Linked DNA regions of Homo sapiens: all the other regions are linked to region 2. Evidence: chromatin contacts called from ENCODE Hi-C or POLR2A ChIA-PET data. All regions are on one chromosome and are shown on one strand. Each heading gives the region's core, a stretch centred on a gene start or an enhancer-like site at or near the end of the contact. The rest is flanking DNA. Distances are from core to core; before and after follow the strand shown. Region 1 has its middle 3.6 kb from the start of TRL-CAA2-1. Region 2 has its middle 3.6 kb from the start of TRA-CGC1-1. Region 3 holds the start of ZSCAN16-AS1 (ZSCAN16 antisense RNA 1).

What was found. A loop is a pair of places that touch in the nucleus more often than their neighbours do. ChIA-PET counts read pairs that join two places held with the same protein, here RNA polymerase II (POLR2A). Pooled maps may share reads with other maps.
Region 1: a map with no recorded cell type shows a loop between it and region 2 (2.7-fold over the local background). The contact joins two enhancer-like sites. A Hi-C loop is called at or near these places in 4 of 37 single-sample maps with no recorded cell type and 4 of 50 pooled maps.
Region 3: a pooled map shows a loop between it and region 2 (2.2-fold over the local background). The contact joins the promoter of ZSCAN16-AS1 here to the enhancer-like site in region 2. A Hi-C loop is called at or near these places in 3 of 50 pooled maps. POLR2A ChIA-PET finds 5 or more read pairs at or near these places in 2 of 52 experiments (A673 and H1).

Annotation. Positions count from the first base shown.
Region 1 is chr6:27,607,017-27,611,688 of GRCh38, forward strand. No RefSeq gene overlaps it. Among named protein-coding and RNA genes, the nearest start is that of TRL-CAA2-1, 3.6 kb to the left of the region's middle. Within about 2 kb of position 2,420, at least 2 of the 41 ENCODE cell types and tissues checked have a DNase peak (open chromatin) inside an H3K27ac peak, as active enhancers do.
Region 2 is chr6:26,547,660-26,552,230 of GRCh38, forward strand. No RefSeq gene overlaps it. Among named protein-coding and RNA genes, the nearest start is that of TRA-CGC1-1, 3.6 kb to the right of the region's middle. RefSeq lists enhancers at 1,477-2,431, 2,691-3,225, 3,210-3,259. Within about 2 kb of position 2,957, at least 11 of the 41 ENCODE cell types and tissues checked have a DNase peak (open chromatin) inside an H3K27ac peak, as active enhancers do.
Region 3 is chr6:28,136,028-28,140,429 of GRCh38, forward strand. ZSCAN16-AS1 (ZSCAN16 antisense RNA 1) reads right to left here and starts at 1,289. Exons shown (of 2, transcript NR_103456.1): 1 at 718-1,289. RefSeq lists an enhancer at 1,460-1,649.

The DNA.
Region 1 (4,672 bases), core at 1,170-3,669, 1.1 Mb after region 2:
CTGGAGTGCAGCGGCGCAACCTCGGCTCACCGCAACTTCCGCCTCCCAGGTTCAAGCAATTATCTTGCCTCAGCCTCCCGAGTAGCTGGGATTACAGGCGCCTGCCACCATGCCCTGCTAATTTTTGTATTTTTAGTAGAGATGGGGCTTCACCACGTTGGCCAGGCTGGTCTCAAGAGATCCGCCCACCTCGGCCTCCCAAAGTGCTGGGATTACAGGCGTGAGCCACCGCGCCTGGCCTGGAGAGTTATCATTTTTAAATTTGTAATTTCCTCATCTGTTACTCTAAAATTAAACGGGAAACATCTCTTTTTAAAATTGGATTACTGTTTGTAGATTTTAATCTTTTCAATGCAACTATACTTTTCCTATATACTAAGTGCAATTCAATCATATGCAAAATTGGCAGTATATATTTTAATATATGCACATGTTGAATATTTGCACTAGTAGTTCCCTATTCCTGTTGAAGTCTATGTATACATTTTCTGTGGAAATGAAAACCTCTAAATGTAGGTTAAAAATATTTGAGATAGACCGGGTGGGGTGGCTCACGCCTGTAATCCCAGCACTTTGGGAGGCCGAGGTGGGTGGATCACCTGAGGTCAGGAGTTCAAGACCAGCCTGGCCAACATGGTGAATCCCCATCTCTACTTAAAAAATACAAAAAATTAGCTGGGCATGGTGGTACGCACCTGTAATCCCAGCTACTCGGGAGGCTGAGACAGGAGAATCGCTTGAACCCAGGAGGCGGAGGTTGCAGTGAGCCAAGATCGTGCCATTGCACTCCAGACTGGGGAGCAAGAGCGAGACTTCGTGTCAAAAAAAAAAAAAAAAAAATTGGGATACCTGACAGTGAATAATATAAAAATGTAATGTGAATCTGAAATTGCAACTGAAATATGTCTTAATCCAATTGTCTTTTATACACTGCTTCTTGTGAGGCACAGTATAGTCAATGTTTCATGAACTTCTGGGCAGTATATTTTCTAAAAACCTCCTTAATATTTATTTTATTTTCTCTAATCTTTCTTTACAAGTTAGGAAGAAATTGAATCTGAAGTGATAGGGGCTTCTGAGTGGTTAGGGTTCAGCCATAAAAAAATACTTGAGACAGACGGTATTTTCCAAAGATGGCCACACCAACATATCTCATCACACGTTGTCTTATTTTAATACAATTTTGACACATTTCCTTGAGGGGTGGGGGTCTACATTCCCTTCCCTTGAATCTGGATAGGCCTGTAACCATGATGGAAGTGATACACCAAGACTTCCAATGTTAGGTCATAAAACGTGGTAGAGGCTTCCACCAGCTTTCTCTCAAGACATCTGCCCTCAGAACTCAGTCATGGCGCTCTGAGAAGGCCTAAACTAGGACATAGGAGCAGAACACATGGAGAAAAATTAAGGCCTCCGGTCCATAGCCAGCAGCAACTGCCAGGCATGTGAGTGAATGATTCTTCAGATTATTTCTAGCCACCAGCTTCCCTCCATTTTTTGGGACAGGGTCTTGCTCTGTCACCGAGGCTGGAGTGCAATGGTATGCACATGGCTCAGTGCAGCCTCACCCTCCTGGGCTCAAGCAGTTCTCCCACCTTAGTCTCCTGAGTAGCTGGAACTACAGGCATGCACCACCATGCCCAGCTAATTTTTAAAAAATTTTTGAAGAGATGGGGTTTTGCCATGTTGGCCAGGCTGGTCTTGAATTCTGGGCTTAAAGGATCCTTCCACCTTGGCCTCCCAAAGTGCTGGGATTACAAGTGTGAGCCACCATGCCCAGCCTTCAGCAACCAGCCTTATAGTCTTCCAGTTGAGTCCTAAGAAATCATGGAGCAGAGACAAGCTGTCCCCACTGTTTTCTGCTCACATTCCTGACCAACACATCTGTGAGAGAGAATAAATGATAATTGTTGTTTAAGTTAAGCCATTGCATTTTAGTATGATTTGTTATGTAACAATAGTTAGGTATGTATCAGTCTTGGTGCAATCAGGAGAGAGAAATTACACAGTTATTTGAACATAGAAGTGACCTCACCTGGGGCTGAAACAAAGCACTAAAAGAAGTGCCCTCTACCTCTCACCCCACCCCTGGCTAAGATCCAGACCTTGTTGGGGAGAGCATGGCTGTGACTCACGGAATAGCAGAGAAATGCTCATGGTGCTATGCCAGCAGAATTTGCTTGAAATCTGTCCTCTGGAATTTTTTGGAAATTAATCTTCAAGGGTTTCTTGAAAAGCTCTTCGTGGAGAGGTCTCTCACTGAGGGCACTCTACTACAAAACACTCAAAGAAGATGCCAGGGAAAATTAGTTGTTGCTGGGTGCTGCAGGAGACTGATGCAGGGGAAAGGCATGCGTGATGTAGGAGCTAGGCACTGGGGAAGCAGCAGGCCAAGTAATACATGGGAAGAAAGAAGCAAAACTCACTTTCTTCCGCAATGTCTCTCCACTGCCCTCTACTGACAAAGCTTCAATGCCAATTGGCAAAAGAAAACCAAGGACTCAAGATTCATTTCCACGAAGCAGGCAAAAAGGGTGAATTTGGAGCTGAGAGGCAATAAATCCTGAATGGGTACAAGCAAATGCAGATTTTCTTACTTAAAAATGGGATACTGCCATAATTAATAAATTCTGAACCATGTGACTTTGGGACTTGACAGCAAGTGGAAACTGAAAAGACCTTGAGGAGAATATGAGTAAAAACACCTGAAGACAACTGCTGCCTGTCACTAAGTCCCAAAGTCAGTGATGCTTAATGGAGAGTGTGGAAAATGTTACTAGAAGCTGGAAGAAACCGGACTTTTGTTATCTAGAGACAGAAAGTTTAGCAACACTGTTGTGAAAATGTGGAAAGTAGGCCGGACGCGGTGGCTCACACCTGTAATCCCAGCACTTTTGGAGGCCTAGGTGGGTGGATCACCTAAGGTCAGGAGTTTGAGACCAGCCTGGTTAACATGGTGAAACCCCGTCTCTACTAAAAATACAAAATTAGCTGGGTGTGGTGTCACATGCCTGTAATCCCAGCTACTCAGGAGGCTGAGGCAGGAGAATCGCTTGAACCTGATGGGGGTGAGGAGCGAGGTTGCAGTGAGCCAAGATCACACCATTGCACTCCAGCCTGGGCAACAAGAGTGAAACTCTGTCTCAAAAAAAGAAAAGAAAAGAAAGAAAATGTGGAAAGTAGAAAATATACCTAATGAATTTGAAAGAAAGAAAGAGTGGAAAGTAGAAAATATACCTAATGAATTAAAGAAAGAAAGAAAGAAAGAAAAAAGAAAAGAAAGAAAGAAAGAAAGAAAGAAAGAAAGAAAGAAAGAAAGAAAGAAAGAAAGAAAGAAAGAAAAAGAAAAAAGAAAGAAAGAGGCTGGGAGCTGTGGCTCACGCCTGTAGTCCCAGCACTTTGGGAGGTCAAAGTGGGCAGATCACGAGGTCAGGAGATCGAGACCATCCTGGCTAACATGGTGAAACCCCGTCTGTACTAAAAATACAAAAAAAAATTAGCCTGGCATGGTGGCGGGCACCTGTAGTCCCCGCTACTTGGGAGGCTGAGGCAGGAGAATGGCATGAACCCGGGAGGTGAAGCTTGCAGTGAGCCGAGATCAAGCCACTGCACTCCAGCCTAGGTGACAGAGTGAGACTCCATATCAAAAAAAAAAAAAAAAAAAAAGAAAGAAAGAAAGAAAATGTGGAAAGTAGAAAATATACCTAACGATTTTGCTTATTTAGCTAAGGTTATTTCCAGGCAATATATTGAAGATGCCACCTGGCTTTTTCTAGCTGCCTATAGTAAAATAAGAGAGCAGGGAGATAAACTAAAGAAAGAATACTTTAGGACTTGTTGGATATTCAAAAATAAAACTGCTTCTCATTACCAGCCTGTCAAGATGACAGATAATGCTGTAATTAAGAAAAGGCTTTGATTCTGCTGAGAGAAAGAGAGAAGAAAAGAAAAGGCTTCTGCCACGGCACATTAGCTGGAAAAAAAAAAAAAGTCTTCTAGGAAAACATCAGACCCAAGGCATTGTCAGCAAAACATGGTCTAAAGATGAAGCCAAGGGCATGACTTTATTGCTCTATTCTTTTGTTCTGTACCTTTCATTCTGTATGCACTGATAACTTTGAGTTCTTTGTTGTTCTTCTGGAGGATGATTAGAACTTCCATGTCTTTCCATATGTTTGTTGTTTATGTGATATAAGTGTGAGGAGTCGGAACCAACTACAGACTGCTTGGGCTAACAATTTTTCTCTATTCTGTACAAGTTGCCCCTTACATGCAAGCATGGCCTGGAGTGGGGTGGGATATAAATTTGGGGTTTAGATATCTACAGAAAGCAGAGAGCTAGGCATACTTTCCTCCACCATAATCATGTGCTGGAGGCTCCATCAGCCTCCTCTTTGGATGGTAAAGTACTTATTTCTCTTTATTTACCTAAGCAGGTTATAAAGACAGTCTCTTTCCCATACAAGTGAGCTTCATGGCCCAATTGCTCTTCTGTTCTGACTTTTCTTGGAACTGAGATAAAATGCCTCATTTATAGAATCCCTGACATTCTTGCCAATGAACTTCCCTAACCACTTTACTTTCCAAGCTCTTTGAACCCAGTTTCAGTTATTTTATTTATTTATTTATTTATTTATTTATTTATTTATTTAGAGACAGGGTCTCACTC
Region 2 (4,571 bases), core at 1,707-4,206:
GGTATTACAGGCACCTACCACCAGGCCCGGCTAATTTTATTATTATTATTATTTTGCATTTTTAGAAGAGACGGGGTTTTGCCATATTGGCCAGGCTGATCTCAACCTCCTGGCCTCAAGTGATCAGCCCGCCTCGGCCTCCCAAAGTGCTGGGATTACAGGCATCAGCCACCATGCCTGGTGCCATTAGAGTTTCGAGCAAAGAAATGGCACAATCTAAGGTGTTTTATATATGTGTGTGTGTGAGTATGGCTGCTGCATGAGCAATAGACTAAGCTGTCACAGCAATCTAGGCAAAACATGTTGATGATTTGGACATGGTATGGAACGGTGAAGAGGTCTGAGAGAGTTGGCAGTAAATAATGCCAAGCTTGGATGATTGCTTAGCCTTTCTGAGCCACAATCTCCTCAGTAACAAAGCAAGAACTATTATCTATTTTGCAAGGTTTTGAAAAGAATTAGAGATACTTTATGGAAATGACTAGTAGTGCAATTTACCTCATTAGCATATTGATGCATAAAGCTCTGTTGAAGATTTGAAAAAAAGATTCATATTTCCCAGAATCTTACATCGCCACTGAAAAACAAGGAAAAAAGACAATTCGATTACTCCACAAAACTGAGACCCAGGCCACTCCATATGGAGCCCTTACTAAAACCAGTAAGTAGCATATATAGTAAAACTGGAATTACATAATAGCATTTTTTTCCATTGTAATAGTGAATTGCTGGCATTTCTACTTTGTCATGCCGTATTACCATCCTTCATCTGCTCAACTATTCCCAATCCATTTTATTTGATAAACAGCAAACATTTATCTGCACTTTATGCCTGACAACAGATTAGGATCAAAGATAAAAGAAATATTCCCTGTTCTCAGCTCAAAGTTGAATGAGAGCCTGGTGCAGTGGCTCACACCTGTAATCCCAGCACTTTGGGAGGCCAAGGCGGGCAGATCATTTGAGGTCAAGAGTTTGAGACCAGCCTGACCAACATAGTGAAACCCTGTCTCCTACTAAAAATACCAAAATATTAGCCAGGCGTGGTGGCGCATCCCTGCAGTCCCAGCTACTCAAGAGGCTGAGGCAGGAGAATCGCTTGAACCGGGGAGGCGGAGGTTGCAGAGAGCCGAGATGGCGCCACTGCACTCCAGCCTGGGCGACAGAGTGAAACTCCATCTCAAAAAAAAAAAAAAAAAAAAAAAAAGTTGAATGGGATAGAGAGATAGGTCACCATACAGTAGTGTGCTCTCTGTTATAACACAGCAAGAGACCCAAACCCTGATGCCAGGGCATGAAGGTGCCTTAGGGAGGACTTCCTGGAGTATGTTGACATATGACCAGCAAAATGAAAACAGAAAGGAGCTGGTCAAGCAAGGAGTGGGGAAAAGGCTTCCAGTAAGAATAATAACATTTACGAAGATGTTAAGAGAATATGGATAGTGCATATAGATGTGCATAGTAGTTGTTTACTTTTATTCTTTTTCACCCCTCTTGCTGTCATCTTAGGTGCATAGTAGATGTTCAATAAATTATTGTTGGATCAAAAAATTAAGATGAATAACCAAATTATATCAGGTTTCTGACTATAATAAAAGAGAATTATTAAGTGTTGTTGCCAAACTGTGTGCCCAGTGATTTACATGAAAAATTTTATTTCGAAAACCCTATGAGCTGAGTAGTATTGTTCTCATTTAACTTTACATTTAGACAAACATAAATTTAGACATATATCAGCCTGGGTGATCTAGAGGTTTTTTTGTTTGCTTGTTTGTTTTTTTGAGACGGAGTTTCACTCTTGTCGCCCAGGCTGGAGTGCATTAGCGCGATCTCAGCTCACTGCAACCTCCGCCTCCCGGGTTCAAGTGATTCTCTTGTCTCACCCTGCCGAGTGGCTGGAATTACAGGCGCCTGCCACCATGTCTGGCTAATCTTTTGTATTTGTTTTAGTCGAGACAGGGTTTCACCATTTTTGCCAGGCTGGTCTCGAACTCCTGACCTCGTGATCCACCCGCCTCGGCCTCCCAAAGTGCTGGGATTACAGGCGTGAGCCACCACGCCCGGCCTAGAGTTTTTAATAACCAAATTTCTGACCCTCACATCTGAGGCACTGAGCATGGAAGAGTTGGAAAGAAGAGGGAGGGAAACTTATTTTTCTGTATCTGTTCTTGCACCACTACCTTCTTTTCTCAATAGTTGTTGTGTTACAGAAAAAGGGTCCCGATCCAGACCCCAAGGGAGGGTTCTTGGCTCTCCCGCAAGAAAGAATTCAGGGCGAGTCCGCAGTGCAAAGTAAAAGCAGGTTTATTAAGAAAGTTAAGTAGTGAAAGTACAGCTACTCCATAGACAGAGTAGGGTGTTCCTGAAACGCGGAGGAAAGTGTCCACCCTAGATACATACCTGTAAGTATGGGGAGATGTGCTCTGCTACAAGGGTCTGTGATAAAGGATTAATTTTCTTATTATATTTTGTAAGAATCGATATTATTATCTTTAAAGCAAAATTTGGAATGCCTTTGTTCTCCAGATATGGGGACATCTAGACACTCCCAAGTCTGGGTCTGTTTAGTAAACATTATTAATTTGTTCCCTTAACCATAAACATCTAGAGGCTAGGAATGCCTGACTTTCTGGGAATGCAGCCCAGCAAAAGTCCCGGCCTCGTTTTCCTAGCCCTCACTCAAAATGGAGTCGCTCTGGTTCGAATGCCTCTCACAGAAATCCCGCTAAAATGTACCTCCCTCGGTTGCGGTGAGCCGTGATCGTGCCACTGCACTCCAGCCTGGGAGATAGAGTGAGAACTCCGTCTCAAAAAAAAAAAAAAAAAATACCTCCTTCTTCTCTCAAAACTCTCCAATGGCTTCCACCCTGGGTCATCAACATGGCCTGGAAGAGCCGTACTCTGGATACCCGAGGGCGCGGCCCCAGCGCCGCGACGCCCCGCCCCTCTGGCTGCTCCGCTCTGGGATGCACTTCCGACGCCCTCTAGGCTTGGGAGTTCCGCGCCTCTCGGTGTCGCCTGGGGGGCGTGCTCCGGTTGGCGCACTGATTCCCAGTTGGGTAGGGGAGGCTTGACTGAGCTCCCACCCGGAATTTCACCTTAGACCTTTAAAGACCTTGCTCCGGCCTCCCGCGCCAGCGCTAACACCTAGTCCTCTTTAGTGGAGTTCCGGCGGAAGGGGATGGCGGGCACCCGACGGTGGTCTCCTCCCAGATGGCGAATTTCCGCGGCTTCTTCATCTTTTAGCTCCCAGGGAGCCCTCTGGCCCCAGCATGAAGCCCATGGAGCCCTTTTCAAAATTGTATTTTTAAAAGCTTTTAAAAAATACACAGGATTTTAAAGAAAGCCAATTGTACTACAAAACAGTTTTCAAACGATTAAAATAATTTCATAGAGTAATGTGTGCTTCTCATTAATGCATTAAATATTAAACATCAAGACCCGTCTTATGACTGCTGTAATTTTCAAACAGTTGTCTTGGGTATTTGTAACAACTGTATTGTGATACAAAAATATGTGATTTTTCTTTTCTTTTTTTTTAGACAGAGTCTCCCTCTGTCGCCTAGGCTGGAGTGCAGTGGCGTGGTCTCTGCTCACTGCAAGCTCCGCCTCCCGGGTTCACGCCATTCTCCTGCCTCAGCCTCCCGAGTAGCTGGGACTACAGGTGCCCGCCACCAATTTTGTTTTTGTATTTTTAGTAGAGACGGGGTTTCACCGTATTAGCCAGGATGGTCTTGATCTCCTGACCTGGTGATCCGCCCGCCTCGGCCTCCCAAAGTGCTGGAATTACAGGCATGAGCCACCACCCCCGGCCAAAAATATGTGATTTTTCTTGATGACAGAGTCGTAGTTACTTCTCTTTCAATTGTGGTTTGTTACCTGTATTAGTAAGTGAAAGATATGTTAAATTTCAGTTAGAATAGACTAGAATCAGAAATAATCAGAATGCAGTGTGTGTGTTAAGAGTAAGGAATAGTTCATGCAACTTTTGTTTCTGTTACATATGTATGACTGAATTACGATGTAAACTAAACTAAATTGTAGGTCACCACCAAAAAAATGAAAGCTACTGCCACTAGGCCCAAGTTCTGGGTGAAGAACCACGTCTGTTTACCTGGGCAACCCCATGGATCAGGAAAGCAGGGGATCAGAAAGGAGCACGCTAATAGAGAAAAGAGGGAGCCTGTGCATTTTTGTTGCTTTTCAAGAAAGAGTTTAACCTTTAACAACTTGTAGCCATTGTTATTGCAACTTTTACTCCTATTGCAGATGAAAAGCTTTGTGCGCTGTGGCTCCCTTTCCAAAAGGCCCATCTATTTTCTAAACAGCTCCTAGGTTATGAGACCTATGGTCAGCTCAAGAGTCCTTCATTTATTCGGGGATATCAGCCCGTGACTTGACCTTAACCTTCCTCTCTCTAACTGCAGTAACCTCTCCCGCCTTGTCCATAGTTTCCCTTCCGCTGTCTCAGTTACCCCCTTCAACCGTGGTCCAAAAATATTAAATGAAAATTCCAGAAATAAAAAATTCATAAGTTTCAAATAACTCCCCTTTCTCAGTAGCGTCATGAA
Region 3 (4,402 bases), core at 39-2,538, 1.6 Mb after region 2:
AATGGGGCTTATTTATTAAAATGAAAATTTTTATTGTTCTCCTTAAATCTCTGTGGAAGCCACCCTTATCAAAAAAAAAAAAAAAAACCCTTTGTTGAAAGGCAAATTGCCAACAAACCCGATGAGATTCAGAACACTGCTGCAATAACATATCTCTGTAGAAACTTATACTTCCATCTGGATAGCAAATTTCCTAAGCTGATAAAACCAGGTTATCAATGAAAGGCCAGAGTACAGAATTTAAAGGAAGAATGCCTGGGTATGAATCTTTGTTCTGCCAGTTACTAGTTATATGACCTTGGCTAATACATTTTTCTCTCTGTGCCTCAGGTTCCCCATCTGTAAAACAGTATTATAATGATATCTACCTCATAAAGTAGGAATTAAATGAGTGACCAAATGTGAAGGGTTTAGAACAGTGGCTGGCCCATAATGTTAAAGTCTTAGCCCCTAACAGCGCACTTAGATCTTTTTGTTAGCATTAAATTCAGCATTTTCTTCCTATCAAAGCTGCTTAAATCAGTTAACTGGCATTTGATCTTCGTGGGCTCATTGTATTGTTGCTGTTGTGTATCTTTTTAAATAATACTCGTAATCTTAACAATTAGCATAATTTTGAACCGCTCCCTAATACCTAACCCCAATCCCAAACCGGACGGTCGAGCCTATCCACCGGCAGAGAACACCACCCAATCTCGCCCTCACTCTGACACTCACCGGCCAGACCTTTTCTTCCGTCCGTTTTCTGCCTCTGGCCCAGGGCCCAGCTCACGTAGCGTTTTCGGGGGCTGTTTGGGAACCGTTAGCAACCGGAAGTGGCTAGAGGTCGCGAGAGAACTGAAAAAGGGGACCGGCCTTTCCCGGCTGCCTAAGCACTTGGGTTCCGGCCTGGAAGGAGGCCCAGGGCTCCCACAAAGAGAAATAAGGGACCTATTTGGATGGATCCCAAGAAACACTGTCTGGCATCTGATTTGAACGAGGCTCGGCGCAGCCGGGCCCTTTTCGCAAAGTAGGCCCACTGCAGACCTGTGGGAACCTCCGGGATGCCTGGGGACCCGCATCTGCCGCTACCCGCAATTTCCTATCCCGACCCTCTCTGCAGTTGTCGACCCCGGCCGGCGGCTTTGAGCGTGGGGTCCCGCAGACCCTGGCACCTAGGGGGCCGAAGCCGAGGGATCTTGGGGTAGAAGAGCGGTCCTACAGAGCTGCCGCTTCGAAAGAGCCCCCAATCGACCGCTGATGGGGAATGGAGGATTTTGCTGTTTTATTGCAGCCCGCCCCCGGAGAAAGGCGGGCTCGGACGTTCTTGACTTTAGGATAGACTGGGGAGGGGTGCCGAGGAGCGTTCTTCCCTTTACGTCTCGCGGTCGCAGACTGTATTTGCTGGTGCCCTGCTCACTGTGATCTCGCAGGACCTTGCGGACTTACGGAGACGAAAAGTGGCCTACTTTGAGCTTCTCTGATCCTTAGGGGAAATGAGTGTCCAAAGAGAAATAGGTGCAGAGTGCCGGCACTAGAATTCTTTAAACCTGGATTCAAATTCTGACTCCACCACTCTCCAGTTAGGACTGAGGGCAATTTATTTTTAACTTCTCCAAGCCTCTGTTTACTCGTTTATGTAACTCAGGCTAATAACGTAGTGTCTATTTCATAGGGTGGCTTTGACTATTAAGTGTGAGAGTGCATGTAAGAACAGTCTAAGGGAATTTCCCTGCCTTTCCCCTTGTCTGCTGTCACTCTCATCCGTGTTAGACAAATGGAATTAATTAACCAACTTCCGCTTTTCTGAAGCACGGGTAAAGAGTGAAGTGCAGGACTTGGGTAAAGGAAAAACCAAGAAGGATGCAAAAGATGGATGGTCATTGTGAGATCCACAGAGGTGCTCATCCCAGCACTTTCACCTCACTTGGCATCTGTCACATGGTGGGTGCTTGATAAGTACATGGGTGAATGAGGACCTACCTAAGCAGAAGGAATTATTGAATAAGACTAGAATTGCAGGGAGAGGATGAATCAGATTGATTAGCTACTTGACAAAAAAAGGCAAACCACTCTTCCTGTCAGAAATGTATGGCACATCTGCATATTTCAAGGGCTGCCACTTACTGCAACTGGGAAGGAGATCTCAGAACCGACACCTCAACTATGGAAGCTTTAATCTATTGACAGCAAATGCAACATAGCAAGTAATATAAGACAGAATGTGATCAGTGCAAAATCGAATAATAAAGTCTTGAGAGGGGGTTATTAGAATAATAGACGAGTGTTTAGATTGAGTAGTGAGCAATGAGATAAGTCCTTTGACTTGGGGGTACAGGGGAATTATGACCAGGGGTATGGGATAGGGAGAAGGTCATTCTGGAAGGCAATAAAAGGCAGACAGGACGCTAGTGGTAGAAAAAAAGGAAAACACTTGTTTATCAATGTAAATCAATGGCGGAAGAATTACATATGACATATGCTATTGAGGAATACCTTTCAACCGTTCAAATGACAAAAGGAGTGTCAGAACAATATATATTCCATTTTTGTTGAAAAAATTTGTTTATATAGATATAATTTGTGGGGTATTTGTACAAGAAAAGGATGCACTCCAAACTTAACAGTGATTACCCCATATTGAAAATTGTGAAACTTTTACCCTACTTGCAAGCTAACAATTTAACTTGCCACAGTTTTATGGATACTAACAGAAGACACTGGACTCCTGCGTCAGAGACAGAAGACTTTATTACTTAATAACACAGGCATCATAAGCTTTATATTCCCTTGTTCCCAAAGCTTATGTTCCCAAAGCCCACAGAGGGGCCTAAGCTTGGCATTCCCCTGCTAGGATGGAACAGTGGGTTTGCAACCTAGCAGAGGAATGCCAAGCTTAGGAAGCCCAACCTTTGCTCAGCCTTGCCCCAGAATGAGCCATTATCTTTATTATCCTGGTCAGGAAACAACTGTGATCTAGAAGGAGATACAAACATCCTTGAAAACCTAACCTCAAAGAAAAATCTACCATAAGACTAGGAGTAATTTGAGAAGCCATTAAAGAATTATCTCCCAACATTCTAGGTAAATACTATTTGAGGGTGGAGATGTCAGCTTTTAAGAATTTTATATAATATTAATCTTTATCATGTTTCATTTATTTTTAAAAATACAAAAAATAAAAGGCAAGCATAGAAGTTTAAATTTTACTTAGAGATAAGGAACCACTCAGGGTCAGTGATTGGAAGAATGATAATGATATTTAAGGACCACGTCTTGTATAGTTAGGAAGGCTATCTCAAGGCTGTTGCAGTCACATAGGTGTGAAGTAATTAGAACTGAGGATGGTGGTTATATTAATGGAGAAAAGTAACACTTCAAAGGAGAAATCTGGCTCTGATAATTTCTCCTTTATCTCCATGTTTCATTGAGTAAACTAAGGAAGCCTCTCAAGCCTGAATAACTTAGAAATTGGCGATATTATCAACCATTCTAACGGATATGTGGTGGTAACTCATTGAGGTTTTAACTTTGCATTTCCCTGATGAATAATGGTTACTTTTTAGTGTGCATACTGGCCATTCTTTTATCTTTTGTAAAGAAAGTGTTTAAATCTTTTGCCTATTGGTGTTGAATTATCTTATTCATTAAATTGTGAGAGTTCTTTATATATTCTGGATAGTTCTTTGTCAGATAGATGTATTACAAATATTTTTCAGTGTGTAGCTTTTTCTTCACTTTCTTAATGGTGCTTTTTTTGAGAAGATTTAAATTTTGATGAGAATTTAAGTTTAAAATTTTGAAGTCAAATTTATCAGTTTTATCTATTACAATCAGTGTCTGTGTGTCCAGTTTGAGAAAACTACCTATGGCATGACGCTATTTTACTTCCTATGTGTACACAACTTTGTACATAGTATGTGCAGTCATAGTTGTGTGCACATTGAATTTGTACAACTACATATGTGCACAACTTCAGACTTAAAAAAAATTTATTTGTTTATTTATGTTGAGACAGGGTCTTGCTCTATTGCCCAGGCTGGAGTGCAATGGCAGGATCTCAGCTCACTGCAGCTTCTGCCTCCCAGGCTCATGCGATTCTCCCGCCTCAGCCTCTGGAGTAGCTGGGACTACAGGAGCCCACTACCATGCCTGGCTAATTTTTGTATTTTTTGCAGAGATGGGTTTTTGCCATGTTGGCCAGGCTGGTCTCAAACTCCTGAGCTCAGGTGATCCTCCCGCGGCTTCACAAAGTGCTGGGATTACAGGCATGAGCCACCGCGCTCAGCCAAAAAAGTTACTTTTAAAATGTGAAAAAAGAAACTGAAAGTAGAGTTCTAGTCTGTCACCAGTTACTTCCAGTTACCATCCCAGGTGGAAAGCAACAGCTGTGAAATAAAAAGCAAAAATAATTACTTTGAAG